Regions from separate parts of the Homo sapiens genome. Here region 1 is linked to region 2. A link is a loop called in an ENCODE intact Hi-C map of the cell type or tissue named here. Cell type or tissue: PC-3. All regions are shown on one strand. Links, peaks and the distances in the headings refer to the core of each region. The heading gives the core; the rest is flanking DNA.

The links. Hi-C counts contacts between places; a loop is a spot of excess contacts. Peaks named below come from ENCODE experiments on the same cell type or tissue, not always from the same donor. Only the 100,000 strongest peaks of a DNase experiment are listed, where the experiment ranks them.
Region 1: it touches region 2 in a loop (5-fold over the local background); 3 of 110 quality-filtered maps call a loop at or near these places.

What each region holds. Positions count from the first base shown.
Region 1 is chr13:41,901,762-41,909,489 of GRCh38, reverse strand. It overlaps VWA8 (von Willebrand factor A domain containing 8), which reads left to right. Exons shown (of 45, transcript NM_015058.2): 4 at 1,794-1,904. It also overlaps the pseudogene RNU6-74P. Among named protein-coding and RNA genes, the nearest start is that of VWA8, 55 kb to the left of the region's middle. In PC-3, for the core only: CTCF peaks have their summits at 3,456 and 3,655; no DNase peak of the experiment used is centred there.
Region 2 is chr13:42,024,657-42,032,384 of GRCh38, reverse strand. No RefSeq gene overlaps it. Among named protein-coding and RNA genes, the nearest start is that of DGKH, 20 kb to the left of the region's middle. In PC-3, for the core only: no CTCF peak of the experiment used is centred there; DNase peaks (open chromatin) are centred at 5,524 and 6,144; H3K4me3 peaks cover 1,583 bases; H3K27ac peaks cover 1,853 bases.

The DNA.
Region 1 (7,728 bases), core at 2,701-5,200, 120 kb after region 2:
AATTGCCACTTTACTCCAAAATTGTGCTCTCTCAGCCAATTCATTTGTTTTTAGGGAAACATCCTTAGGTATCACCACATCTTTGCCACTAGTCGGTGTTTTCTCTATTTAAAAATTTTTCCTCCTTTTAGACTGGGTGCGGTGGCTCATGCCTATGATCCCAACACTTTGGGAGGCCCAGGTGGGCAGATCACTTGAAGTCAAGAGTTCGAGATCAGTCTGGCCGACATGGTGAAATCCCGTCTGTACTAAAAAATACAAACATTAGCCAGGCATGGTGGCATATGCCTATAGTCCCAGCCACAGCCACTCTGGAGGCTGAGGCACAAGAATTGCTTGAACCTGGGAAGCAGAGGTTGCAGTGAGCTGAGATCGCACCACTGTACAACAGCCTGGGTGACAGAGTGAGACTATCTCAAAAAAAAAAAAAAAAAATTTTTTTCCTCCTTTACGTACATAAAGTTATGTAACATGGGGACAGGCACATTAAAGGAGACCTAAATTACAACAATAATATGTTTTTATCAGTAGCATATGGAGATAGGATGGAGAAAAAATCCCCTTGTATGGCAGTATCCCTTTTTGCCATTAATGGCATGTTCATTCCCATTTTCCATTATACTTAAGTAACTCAGTTTGTTCCTCATGTTTAGTAAAAACTTATTGTGTGCCTTATTTGATTGGAGAATGTCATTGTTTTTACTTCAACATTGTAAAACCAAAGATAATGTTAAAAACTTTTTGTACATGATTATAGGGCAAAAGACTTTTAAGGATGGATAAATTATCTTGAAACAGGTGAATTCTGCATCGTTTCCTCTTCAAATCTCATGATTTTTTTGATTATTTTTTTGTCCTCTTTCTGTTCCTTCTACTCCTCCTCCTTCCTTTTCCTCCTCCTTTTTCATCACCTCCTTCCTCTCCTTTTTAAAATCCTCCTTCTACTTCTCCTACAACTATGCATGTGTATTTATCTTCTGTTTACCTGATTATTGGGTTTGTTTGTTTTTTTTCCCTTGAGATGGAGTCTTGCTTTGTTGCCCAGGCTGGAGTGCAATGGTGTGATCTCGGCTTACTGCAACCTCAACCTCCACCTCCTGGGTTCAAGCAATTCTCCTGCCTCAGCCTCCCGAGTAGCAGGGACTACAGGCATGCGCCACCATACCTGGCTAATTTTTGTATTTTTAATAGAGACAGGGTTTCACCACATTGGCCAGGCTGGTCTCGAACTTCTGACCTCAAGTGATCTGCCCACTTCGGCCTCCCAAAGTGCTGGGATTACAGGTGTGAGCCACAGCGCCCAGCTGATTATTGGGATTTTTACCTTGTTTTCACATTTGGTAAAGTACCTAACATACTGTATACACTTGGCAAACATTGATCCATGGAATAAATTAATCTAAATCACCCCTTTATAAAAGATGAACATTACTTACAGAAATGGCTATAGTTTGTGGGCAAACCAAATAGTAATACTGTCAAATTATTGCTCATTATATTTGGAAATAATTCTACAGGAAAAATTAAGGTTTGTAAAATTGGATTTTGATTATTATTGCTTAAGTAGTAGGATTGAGTGCCATAGAAGAAGAGCTCTGAGGAGATATATAGATATTTTGATTAAAGTTCAATTTATTTCTTTTTTCTCAAACTTAGATTCAACAAGTTTCAACCCAAAATTAGGTTTAACAATGCACTTCTCATGGGCAATGGCATTGTCAGATAACTAGTTCCAAATCATATGCTGGAAATTTGATTTTATTTTTGGAATAATTTCATTCTCTTCTCTACAGGAGCTGACCAAACGGGAGGTCGAATACATTGCCCTGTCAAGGGACACCACTGAAACTGATCTCAAACAGCGACGAGAGATCCGTGCAGGCACAGCCTTTTACATTGATCAGGCAAGTTCTGTCACACTCTAGCCCATGACTGTGTACTCCAGGTCTATACAAGATTGATTTTTAAAGTAGAAAGAGAGTAGCTCATATAACAGTAAAAGGTAGTTGTATTGTGCTCTCTCTAGACAGATTTAATTTAGATTTTTAGTTTCACTGTTCTTGGAAATGTCTTCTTGGTTTTGTACTAAATGAGAAATCCTAGATGAAATTAATGGTTCTAAAACGTTAAAGATCAATGTGCTGATTTCATAATTTTAAATTGTTTCCTACTACTTGCCTATAGAAATTTGATTTATTAAAAAATGAATTAAGGAGATTTGATATAGGAGATTCTCTAGCATATTTATTAAAGTATTTTCAATCTATAGGTCACTTGGGTAAAGGGGTATTAAAGGTAGTGAGAGTATACACTTCCAGAAACTATAGCTTTTTCTCTGGTGGGAGAGTATCTTAGGTACAGATTACCAACTAACATAATGTTTTATGAACATTATAATGAAACTTGTTTTACACTTCTTCAAATACATTGTTTAAAATATTGTTCTTAGGAGTATTTAATAGAAAAAGGATAGAGCCTATAAATAAGCAATTCATAGAGAAAATATTTCAAATATTCAATAATTTCATGAAAAGATGCTTGACTTTCTTATTTACAAAAATAAAAATTAAAAGACTGTCAGCTGCTATTTTTCTTTTACCTCTCAGATTGGCAAAGATTAAAGAATTTGCTAATGTCCAGTATTAATGAGGAAGAAGAGATGAGAAAACAGCATTGCTGTTGATGGCAGCAGAAATTAATGCAATTTAAAAAGAAAGTTTGGCAATATTTATCAAAAGAAAAGAAATTACACATGCATTTGGACTCAACAGTTATGTTTCTAGAAATTTTAGTCAAGTATATTCACATAAAACATGAAAAGTTATATGTACAAGGATGTTTAATGTAACATTGTTTGAAATTGTATAAAACTGTGAATGAACAGAGTGATGTATACTTAAAGAGACTAATGAAATAATGGTAAGTAGAATACTCTTTAGTTATTAAAAAGAATGAGATGAATGTGTACGTACTGATAGGAAAGATGTGCAGGATAAATTAAGTGAAAAAAATAAATTTATAAGACAGTATGTATACTGTGATCCCATTTGTGGTAAAAAGAAGACAAGAAATGCATATATGTTTGTTTATACATTGAAAACTTCCAGAAGGATGCACAAGGAGCAGTTAACAGAGTGTACATAAAGTATGTTACAGAAGTGTGAGTTGGAGTCTGGAGTAGGATAAGGAAGAGACTTTCGTAGTTCTTTACATTTGAAACTTTAGCATGGGCACACTGTTACGTTATAATTAAAAGACTGTAATTGTAAAAAATCACTGAGTGGAAAGTTTTTGAGGAATAGGATATTCACATGGCCTCATGTGTTACTTATTAATTACAAAAGAAAAAAATGCACTTAAAATGGAGAGATTTGGCAGACACTACCTTAAATGATGGCTTTCAAAAAAATTTAGCATCATCTAGTGGGAATGTCTGAGAAGTTCAGATTTCCCATAATCAAAAAGTAATCCTTCACAGACAGAGCACATAAACAAATTTTAAAGGAACCCATTTTGTTTACATAATGCCAAAAGTTCACTTCATAGATTACTTCTGATTACAAATGGGAAAAAATAATGTACCTTTACAATGATGAGATCTGGCATTGGCTCCATTAACCAACTCATACAACAGAATTATCATGATGTGAATGCTGATGTGATTCAATGAGGGTTTACCTCTACAGGGTAAGAGCACTCCAACAGGTTTACTAAGAGTACTACAGCATTACCAATGTAGTACTCTTACTAAAAACGTTTAACATTAACAATCAGACTGATCTAGAATGTGTGATAGTCTGTAAGACAACAACTTGGACTCCTAAAAAATGTTCAATGTCCTAAAAGTCAAAACAGGTAAGGAATGGTTCCAGATTAAAAGGTTGGGGAGGGAAGATGATTTAGTTTCTTTATTGCACTGTAGTATAGATAGCCATTTTTATGTTTGTCTTTTAGATTCAAAGTTCTTACATTAAAATGCAAATTAAAAATTTTAAATAATTTATAGTCAAATTTTAAAACAAAGAATAGAATTATCAGATATAATTTTATAGTATAATTTTACCAGGGAATTTTTAAAGAGCTCTTTGTGCTCATGTACATTACCTATAAATGGTAATAGGTAACAACCATTACTAATAATTTTATATCTAACTGTCCAGTTTTGTAATGAAAAATTCTCTCTTGTAGCCAAGAGGTTCTTGTATTCATCATTTTAAACATTTTTAAGACCCCTGCTGTGTTTTCTTTGTGAAGAAGTCCCTTAAAAAAAAATGGAATGCTTTATGAATTTGCATGTCATCCTTGAGGAGGGGTCATGCTAATCTTCTTTGTATCATTCCAATTTTAGTATATGTGCTGCCGAAGCAAGCACTAAGTGCCTTTTGAAATATGAATTTGAATTTATATTTCTATCTTGTTGACTTCGACTCTCAATTTAATGGTATTTATTCCAAACCTAGTGATTCACATAATATCCACATTATAAAAATATATTTTTATTCAAAAGCTTATATTTATTTTTAGAATGAACAACCTGCATTTTTCACGTGGTAAGAAAGGTAACAGGAAAGTCCTAATTTCTTTTTCCAGTTGGTTATCTTTTAGAAAGGGTAGATATTAATTCACAGGATCATTTCCACTGAACTTCTTTGCAAGCTGTTTGGAATAGTGGATAGAGTTATTTGATTAAGGGTGTTTAATTTTTTAAATTTCATATTGGGTTAATTTTCTAAAATATATGGTCTGGTAATCCCTAAAATTTTAATACATTTAAAACTTATGTGAAGATTTAGGCTACTAAACAGTAAATCTGGAATATTGCAGTTAATACAAATAATAAAATTTAAAATTCAGGATATTTTTTAAGCATACAGCTTTTGATTGCTTACATTTCTGTTCCCATGATAGTTACACATAAAGGTGCTGTAAACCCCACACCACCCCCAATTGACAAGGTTTTAAAAAAATTTGCCTCTTTTCTATACTCAGAGAAGATAAGAGTGAGGGATGGGATTTGAGCTGGAATAGTGAGGAGCTGGGTAAAGGGATTAGAAGCTGGAACAATGACCTAAGTAGAGGTGAGGAGTCAGGAATATATTTAAATAATGGTGAAAGAACTGGCTTTGTTTGGTAGAGTATGGATTTAAAAATATATTTTTAAAATGAATTTTATAATTTGCAAATAGTAAGGAAGAGAAAATGGATTTTTAAATGTGTTTATTATTTTAAGGAGAGCTTAACACTTTAGCTTTTTAGAAATTGTTTTAGGAAACTAAATTTATCGATTATCTAAAGATTTATTTGTTGGACCATTATAGTAAATTATTTAGATGAAACTTTCTGAAGTTATACAGTCCTTTGGTCCTTCTAAAAAGAATATTTTTAGATGATATATATTTTAGTTTATAAAGTTTATAAATATTTTAAGTGTCTTACCTTGGCAGCATTTTACACTCTTATGTTTTGTTGGTGAATCCTGCTCATTCTGATGAGCATCTGTTATTTACTGTGCTCTAATCCCACTGATACCTTCGGAGCCCGTGACTGAGGTGCAGGAATGTTAGTCCTTTCTTTATTGCTTCAGATGACGTTTTGAGGTCTTATCTGATTTTCATATTTTTATTTTATCTTATTTCCTTGCAGTTAGTATTCCTTACTGTGCTGTTCATAATCAGATCCTACCAGTTCCTTGCTGCTTAAAGCCATGCAGTAATGTCCCATTACATCCACCGTCAGATCCAAACCCTGTAATATGGCCTACATCACTCTATAGGATCGAATGTTTGTCTACCACCTTTCCTTTTACTCCTTGCCTTGCAGGCTGCAGCTGCAGTTGCCTTCCTTTGTACTTGGTGTTTCCTCTGCTTGGTGTGAGTTTCTCTTTGTACTTTATATTCTTGCCTCCTTGTAATTCAGGTTATAAATTTCTTAGCTAAAGTAGCCACTGGCCATGCCTACCCCCTTTCCAAATATACCATGCCGCACCAGGCTGTCATCGTACATGATATTATCTCCAGAGCACTTAGCACTCTCTGAACTTACCTATTTCCCTGCTCCCATGTTTGTTGGCTCTCCTCCCCCGCTAGAATATAACTGTCTATCTTGCTCATCTCAGGCACCTAAAAACTGTCTGGAACATAAGTGACACATATATTGATGGTAGATTTCTTCTTTGGGTAATCAACTTTATTACAATTTTAACTAAATTAAGAATAAGTGGGTTCTGGCCTTAATTTATTCATGAAAACACCAGGTGGGGTTTTCTATGGATGTTTGCCTTTTTGACATCTATTTTGAGTCATCACAATGGATAATTTCCATTTGAATTCTAGATAGATGAATTTGCCAGTTGACTACCAGCTAGACGTATATTTGTTACACCGAAAGGCCTTTGCATTTATTTTATTTAAAAATTCCTTTTTATTTATTCAGTGTTCTTAACCATTGAATTTGATGTTTGGGCTGAAGGGACGGGCAGTATTTTTATTCACTGTTAGGTGATCCCTGTAACTTGATGGCCCAATATAGGTGAAAAAGTACCTGTGGCTCTCTGGTGGGTATTGGGAGAAAGTTTGGGATTTTCAGTATCATTCCCATTGTACGCACCTATGACTGGTATCCAGGTTATTACGAATTGACATATCAGCTGGAAACACCCAAATCCTGAGTTGTTGGTCATGGCCATTAAGCTCTTCACTAATTCTCACCTAAAACTAAGGATGATTGATGATAAAGCAAGAGGTTTAAACTCAACTGCTACCTTTGAAGGCGAGAATTAGGTTAATAATAATATGTAATAGGGAATTTATATTGTTTTCAAAGTAAAGTTTATTTTTTCTGATTATGCAAGTCATAAATGCTCATTTGATATAAATGCATATAATATTTGTATTTATTAACAAATATATATTGAATGATTGATATGTGCAAGGCATTATCCAGATGCAGTGAACAAATAAACCAAAAATCTCTGTTGTTATAGAGCTTATGTTTTAGTTGGGGAAACCAAACAGTAAAGAAGGGTAGCATAATTGAGTAAATACTAAAAAGCATACGAAAGAACTGAAAAATTACTTGCTGTATTCTTCTTCAAGACGAGCAGCATGAATATTTTCTGTATTTCTTTCTATGTGCATATGTTTATAATGTATAATGTATAATTTTTACAAAAATGGTATGCCATGTATATAAAGTTTATAGTGTTTTTTAAAAACCTGGCATTTTATCAGGAGCATCTCCTTTTGACATTAGATGTTACTCAAAGATATGATTTTTAGTATCCGTACAATATTTCATCAGATAGGTATGCTGTTATTTATTTAACATTCCTATTTTTTCTACCTTTTTATATTATTGGTTATTCAGGTTCTTTCTCACTTTTCACTAGTACAAATAACCACATCATTATTTAAAAATACATCCTAATTTGCACTTGGACAGTCGGGGAAGATCTCTCTCTGTTTACTGTGGCCTCTGTGTTAGAACTCAAGTGTTTGCTCGTTGTTATGTTGCTATCATACTCAGAAGAACTCCTTTCTATTTGCATATATATGTATGCAAATATATATGTGTGTGTATATATATATATATATATATATATTTTTTTTTTTTTTTTTTTTTTTTTGAGATGGAGTCTTGTTCTGTCACCCAGGCTGGAGTGCAGTGGCATGATCTCGGCTCACTGCAACCTCTGCCTCCTGGGTACAAGCAATTCTCGTGCCTCAGCCT
Region 2 (7,728 bases), core at 4,134-6,633:
TTGCCTGTTCACTCTGATGGTAGTTTCTTTTGCTGTGCAGAAGCTCTTTAGTTTAATTAGATCCCATTTGTCAATTTTGGCTTTTGTTGCCATTGCTTTTGGTGTTTTAGACATGAAGTCCTTGCCCATGCCTATGTCCTGAATGGTAATGCCTAGGTTTTCTTCTAGGGTTTTTCTCATTTTAGGTCTAACGTTTAAGTCTTTAATCTATCTTGAATTAATTTTTGTATAAGGTAGTAAGGAAGGGATCCAGTTTCAGCTTTCTACATATGGCTAGCCAGTTTTCCCAGCACCATTTATTAAATAGGGAATCCTTTCCCCATTGCTTGTTTTTCTCAGGTTTGTCAAAGATCAGATAGTTGTAGATATGCGGCATTATTTCTGAGGGCTCTGTTCTATTCCATTGATCTATATCTCTGTTTTGGTACCAGTACCATGCTGTTTTGGTTACTGTAGCCTTGTAGTATAGTTTGAAGTCAGGTAGCATGATGCTTCCAGCTTTGTTCTTTTGGCTTAGGATTGACTTGGCGATGTGGGCTCTTTTTTGGTTCCTTATGAACTTTAAAGTAGTTTTTTCCAATTCTGTGAAGAAAGTCATTGGTAGCTTGATGGGGATGGCATTGAATCTATAAATTACCTTGGGCAGTATGGCCATTTTCATGATATTGATTCTTCCTACCCATGAGCATGGAATGTTCTTCCATTTCTTTGTATCCTCTTTTATTTCATTGAGCAGTGGTTTGTAGTCCTCCTTGAAGAGGTCCTTCATGTCCCTTGTAAGTTGAATTCCTAGGTATTTTGTTCTCTTTGAAGCAATTGTGAATGGGAGTTCACTCATGATTTGGCCCTCTGTTTGTCTGTTATTGGTGTATAAGAATGCTTGTGATTTTTGCACATTGATTTTGTATCCTGAGACTTTGCTGAAGTTGCTTATCAGCTTAAGGAGATTTTGGGCTGAGACAATGGGGTTTTCTAGATATACAATCATGTCACCTGCACACAGGGACAATTTGACTTCCTCTTTTCCTAATTGAATACCCTTTATTTCCTTCTCCTGCCTGATTGCCCTGGCCAGAACTTCCAACACTATGTTGAATAGGAGTGGTGAGAGAGGGCATCCCTGTCTTGTGCCAGTTTTCAAAGGGAATGCTTCCAGTTTTTGCCCAATCAGTATGATATTGGCCGTTGGTTTGTCATAGACAGCTCTTATTATTTTGAGATACGTCCCATCAATACCTAATTTATTGAGAGTTTTTAGCATGAAGGGTTGTTGAATTTTGTCAAAGGCCTTTTCTGCATCTATTGAGATAATCATGTGGTTTTTGTCTTTGGTTCTGTTTATATGCTGGATTACATTTATTGATTTGCGTATATTGAACCAGCCTTGCATCCCAGGGATGAAGCCCACTTGATCATGGTGGATAAGCTTTTTGATGTGCTGCTGGATTTGGTTTGCCAGTATTTTATTGAGGATTTTTGCATCAACGTGCAACTCAGTTTCTAATAGGTCATAGACCAGTACCCGTCAGTAACCGGGGGGTGGGGGACCTCTGTTCTAGGCTGGGCAAGGGTGCAAAATTAGATCTAGGATTAAGATACAATGTGACAGGTTTAGTTGTGATTCAAACAACAGCAAAATGTTGGGTTACTGCAGGGGGTTACAGCCAGGCACAACTGGCTCACGCCTGTAATCCCAGCACTTTGGGAGACTGAGGCAGGTGGCTCACCCAAGGTCGGGAGTTCGAGACCAGCCTGGGCAACATGGTGAAACCCCATCTCTACTAAAAATACAAAAATTAGCTGGGTGTGATGGTGGGCACCTGTAATCCCAGCTACTCAGGAGGCTGAGGCAGAAGAATCGCTTGACCCTAGGAGGTGGAGGCTGCAGTGAGCCGAGATAGTGCCACTGCACTCCAGTCTAGGCAACAGAGCAAGACTGTATCTAAAAAAAAATGGGGTTCCCACCAAGCAAGCAGAGTAAAGGATGAGGAATGTAGCTCTCGTGATCCCTGAGAATACATTCAGCAGACTTCATCTGGGCAGTGGCAAGGCCCCAGCTGCTTTAAAGGACTGAGTTCTAGATTGTAGTAAGGGGGCTGTCAAGAACTGAATAGCATGAATCAAGCCCAGGTGAAGTGCTGAGAACTGGGGCAAGGGGGATGAAGGAAGTGCCAAGGCAGGTGGCTCAGGACCAAGCTGAGTGCCCATCGGCAGAAAAGGAATCGGGAGTCAAGGAGGCTGGAGAGCACAGTGGGAGCAGTGGCCAATTGTTGGCCTTCGACACCAGGGGCAGGGAACTTCAGCAAAACCAGGCCAGGTTAAGGGACTAACCTGAAGCAAGAAATGCAGCAATGTTTATGCAGTGGTTTTCTCAAAGAGGGTTAGGGACACTTTTCTTTTGGAAAACTATGCAAGGAAGGAATCATGGCAAGAAGAGTGAGGGTTGGCACTTTGTCACCAAGGTACACTAGCTACACTAGCGCTTAGTGAAAAGAGCATGGAATTTGCTGTTAAAGAGAACAGTGCTGGAACGCCTGCTCTTCTGTTTATCAACCTCAGGATTTTAGGCAAGTTGTTTCTCCCATTTTATTTTATTTTATTTTATTTTTATTTTTTGAGACAGAGTCTCACTCTGTCACCCAGGCTGGAGTGCAGTGGCGTGATCTCAGCTCACTGCAATCTCCGCCTCCTGGGTTCAAGTGATTCTCCTGCCTCAGCCTCCCAAGTAGCTGGGACAACAGGCACGCACCACCACACCCAGCTAATTTTTGTATTTTTAGTAGAGATGGGGTTTCACCATCTCTACTAAATCCCTAAATACAGAAACTCTTGGTCTCAAACTTTTGACCTCAGGTGATCCACCCACCTTGGCCTCCGAAAGTGCTGGGATTACATGAATCAGCCACCCCACCCAGCTGTTTCTCCCATTTTAAAACAAGCATTATAATACCAATTTCTTAGTACCCTTGGAGGGCGAAATGAAAGACTGTACTAAAAATGTCTGGCATGATATGAGTTCTTTACATGCATAAAAACCCCAGCTGAAAAGGAAAAGAAATAGGAGGATTATTACTTTTATGTCACCAAATTACTTGGGGAGCATTGCCTCTCATTATTAATGCAGGAAGTCATATACTTTTAGTGGCTACTAGAATTAGAAACCCATAGGTTTTAAAAACTTTTGCACATAACAGGTTTTTAAAGCTCTCTTTTAAATGAGTGACACTTTAGTTTTAATCATCAGAACAACCATATGAGGAGATTATCATTATCCCCATTTTATAGATGAGGAGACCAAGGTTCAGGAATTAAACAATTTGTCCAAGGTCAGAGCACTGTTAGGAAATGGAGCTAAGATGTGGAGTTCTAAGCGCACAGAAGTCCCCTCACAGTTTAATTTTTTTACCAATAAAAAGGGGTAGAAGACGAATCAGGAAATCACGGTGCAAAGGGAGGAGTGGGAAGGAGAATGGACTACACTTCAGGAACTCAGGTGGTGAAGTTGTGGAGGGAGGTTATTATTGTCTTGCAATAGAGGGAAACAAACATGTGTTAAGACAAGTGTAAAGGAGCTAGTAGGGGAATAGAAAGACATTCCAAAGAGAGAGGACTAATCAGTGGGGAAAGGTCTGGTGTGCAGGTTGAGGAATAAGACTTGGAGAACTCTGTCTTTTCAGAGCCAAGAATAAAGGACACAAGGAAGAGAAACGCACTGCAAATGTTAACTGTTGTTATGACCTGGACTGGAATCCAGTGCTAAAGTGTGTTTTCTTTCCCGTTGCCCCAGGATACAGCAGCTGCCCTCAGTACAAAGGTCTTAAACAGGCTGGGTCCAGTCTGTCCCTCCCTTTTACCAGCCTCTTGCATACATGACACCTCTTTCCTAGACACTCTCCTTCATTTGATTTCTTTTGACCCTGCTTCCTGCACCTTCTCACCCACCGGGGACCCAGCTAATCATCCTGAGGTGCCCCTTTCTCTCCTCCATCTCTCTGCCTTTTTAGCCCAGAAGGAGCCTGGAAGGCCACAGGCAGATGATGGGCTAGGACTTCAGGAGCTTGGCCTGACCTGGCTGGTGTTACCTCCTGTGTCATGCCTGTGCCACAAATGGGTTCCAGGTGTACCTGAGCCCAGAATAAACTGCATGCCATTCTGTCTGCCCAGTCCTGCCTGTCCCCTTATGCAGCCCCCAACCTGTGGGTACTCACACAGATCATGCACCCAGTGAGGCTGATGGCAGACTGGGGGGTCCCATTAGTGGCTGCTGGAGAGGGCAGTGAAGAATGTGAGGGCTAGAGGGGTGGGGTTGTTTGGGTTTCATCTTCATGGTAGAAAGTGCACTGCATGTCACAGAGGACACTATAGTGCTGCTAACTTGGATGTGAAAAACCATTTCAGTATACGTATGCTTTTTGTCATCAAGAAAGTACCTCAACATCTTAAAGTTTAATTTCTTTACCAATAAAAAGAATACCTACTCTGTGTAAATCATTAACTTTGACTTGTGCAGAAATCTTATTAAATAGTCCTCATAAGCTTGGTGTCTCTGGTCACAAGACATGGAACTTTTAGAACTTTACAAACTGTCAAACTAAAGTTAAATTTGTTTATTTAATATTTTATTTAATATTCATAAAGTTAATCTAATGTTTTACTTCTTACTGTAATTTGTAAAAATGTGTTAAAGGGAAGTGTGTTTTTAATTTATTATTTACAAAATCATATTATTCAATGTATTCATTCAATAAATATGTATTGAGTAACTACTATACCTGAGGTTTGGTACCAGGGAGACATGTGCACCAGCAGCTGTACTTTTACAACAGGGTGTTATAAGTGCTGTGATGCAGGGAGTACCAGGGCATGGAAGAGGGATGTCTAATCCAACCTTGGATAGTTAGGAAGGTTTCCTGGAGGAAGTGACATCTAAAGTGAGACCTAACTCTCATTCATTAACTAGAACAAGATGCCTAGAGAAAGGAATGGAGGAAGAAAAGTATTCCTAGGGGGGAAAAAAACTAATTCATTATTAAGGCCAAGAAACAAAAGAGAGCTCTCCTGGTTCTTTCAGGTTTTGAAAAGAATTGTGATATAATTGTTAATTACAGTATGACCTGGGGAATAAGAGATGAGACTGAAGAAATGAACAAAGAATGGATCATGAAGGGCTTGATACAGCAGCAAAGACTTTCTGTGTTCACATATTTTAACATAATAATAATAGCAAGCAGTGAGCTCATCATTTGATTGATTAATTAATTAATCCTTCTAACCCCTAGAAGGCAAGAGAGGTTCGATTATAACAACTTATTATCTTCCATCGTTAATACCCTGATATTATGCCTTCAAAACTAGAGAGCACAGGTGCCATTTTAAAAGATCGACTTTTCTCCTCTTTTTTTTTTTTTTTTTCGAAGTGGAGTGGGTAAGCATAAGAGTGATGACTGAATAGAAGGATGAATTTTGAATGAGCTTAGAAATCCTCTGACTAACCAGTTTGGCATCTTAAAAGATCTAGAAATGAACAGTTTCCTCTAGGGTGGAGCAAACAATACAAGCTGGAGCAGGCTTTAGCCTTCAGGACAGGGTGGGGGTGTGGGTTGGAAACCTATTTCAAACACAAGGTTCTTAACCATTTAGTGTTTAAAGCACTGCTTTGGATAGAGAAATCAAAGTGGGCCGGGAGCGGTGGCTCACACCTGCAATCCCAGCACTCTGGGAGGCCGAGGTGGGCAAATCGCTGGAACTCAGGAGTTCAAGACCAGCCTGGGCAACATGGCAAAACTCTGTCTCCACTAAAAATACAAAAATGAGTTGGGCATGGTAGAGTGCACCTGTGGTCCCAGCTACTCAGGAGGCTGAGGTGGGAGGATTGCTTGAGCCCGGGAGGTGGAGACTGCAGTGACCCAAGATCACACCACTGCACTCCAGCCTGGGCAACGAAGCAAGAGCCTGTCTCTCTCTCTCTCTCTCTCTCTCTCTCTCTCTCTCTCTCTCTCTCACACACACACACACACACACAAGAAATCAAAGTGAATAAACAATTTTACAGGTTCAACTGGCCTATTATTAGAATATTATATTCTTGCCTCACAGTCTGAAACACACGCTATCTATGACTAGACATCAGATGAATGTACCTGCAGAGTGAACTTTCCTAAAGAGAAATTTCCTGTTGGAATCAGCCAGCGACTAGATCACAGACTTAGTCATGTTGTTTAATTTGTTTAAGCATATGATTAACAAGATTAAAAGCTTTCCAAAAACTAAGATTGAAGGTAAAGGGTCATTAGCATTAAACACCTATACCAAAAAAAGAAATGAAGTGATTTATGAAATTAATAGTCTAATAGTTTCTTGTCAGTGTTAAAGATAACTATAACTTGATTTTCTTAGTGAATAGAGAGAAAAACAGATTGTGACAAAAAACTTGGATGGTACCCTGCCATGGCCAGCCCTGCCCGAAGGTTCTTCAGAGATAAAGAAAGTGCAAGCAGAAAGAGGCAATGTGAAGGACTCGGAGGAAGCAATAGAAAAAAAAAATACTAAAAAAATGGGTGTTTTGAAACTGCAAACTTCAAGTATGATTCTTATGCAAATATTATTTAAACAAGAACGCTTTTGCTCCTCCCTGCATAAGATTATATGGAAATTAGAATTGTTGATTTATTTCTAGCAATATGATAAAGAATGAATTCACTTAGATTTGATGATCAATCAGTCTTCAAGGAGTGGATTAGCAAATTTTCTGAATAAACCTAAATGTTTAAACTCAAAAAAAAAAAAAGAAGAAGAAGCAGTGTGCCTCTGATGCAGTCCCTTGCTGAGCTGAGCTAGGCTAGAGGCAGGCCTTTCTTACCCATTTTCCCTTGAAAAACAAACTGGCCTTTCCTTGCCTTCTTTCCTTACTACTTACTCTAATGGTGAGGAAAGAGCAGTCCAAAAAATACAGTCACTGACTCCACTTCCCCACTCCCCACCCTCTGCAGGAGTCACTTATAATCCAGCTTCTGTTCCTCCCCCATCATAGAAACCTCTCTGGCCAAGGTCACCAGCATCCTCCATGTTGCCAAATCCAATGGACAATTTTCAGTCCTCATCTAACTTAACCTTTCTACAATAGTTGACCTTTCAACACAGTTGACCATTCCCTACTTTTTGAAATTCTTCCTTCTCTTGGCTTCTGTGTTTACAAAGAGCCATGCTATTACACTCCTTGAGTTTTCTTCCCACCTCATTGACCATGCCTCAGACTCCTTTGCTAGCCTCTCCTCTTCTGCCCAACCTCTGACTGTTGATGTGTCCCAGAGCTCAATTTCAGGGCCTTTTTTCTTCTCCATCTATACTTTCCTCCCAGGTACTCTCAGTCAATTTCATGGATTTCTCTTCCAACTAGATGCTGATGATGAGGTAGGAGGCAGGACCTGACTCCAGAGGCAGGGCTCAGACACTGGATCAGATTGAGAACTAGCCAAAACTGGACAAGGGCAAAAGGAGTTTTCAATCAGACATGCCCATCAGTGTGCTGTGTCAATTTACCATTGCCATGGCAACACCTGAGTGTTACTGCCCCTTTCCATGGCAATGACCCAAAAGTTACTACCCCTTCCCTAGAAATTTCTGCATAAACCACCCCTTAATGTACATGCAATTAAAAGTGAGTATATATATATGACTGCAAAACTTCCCCGAGCTGCTACTTTCTGTCTAGGGGGTATCCCTGTTCTC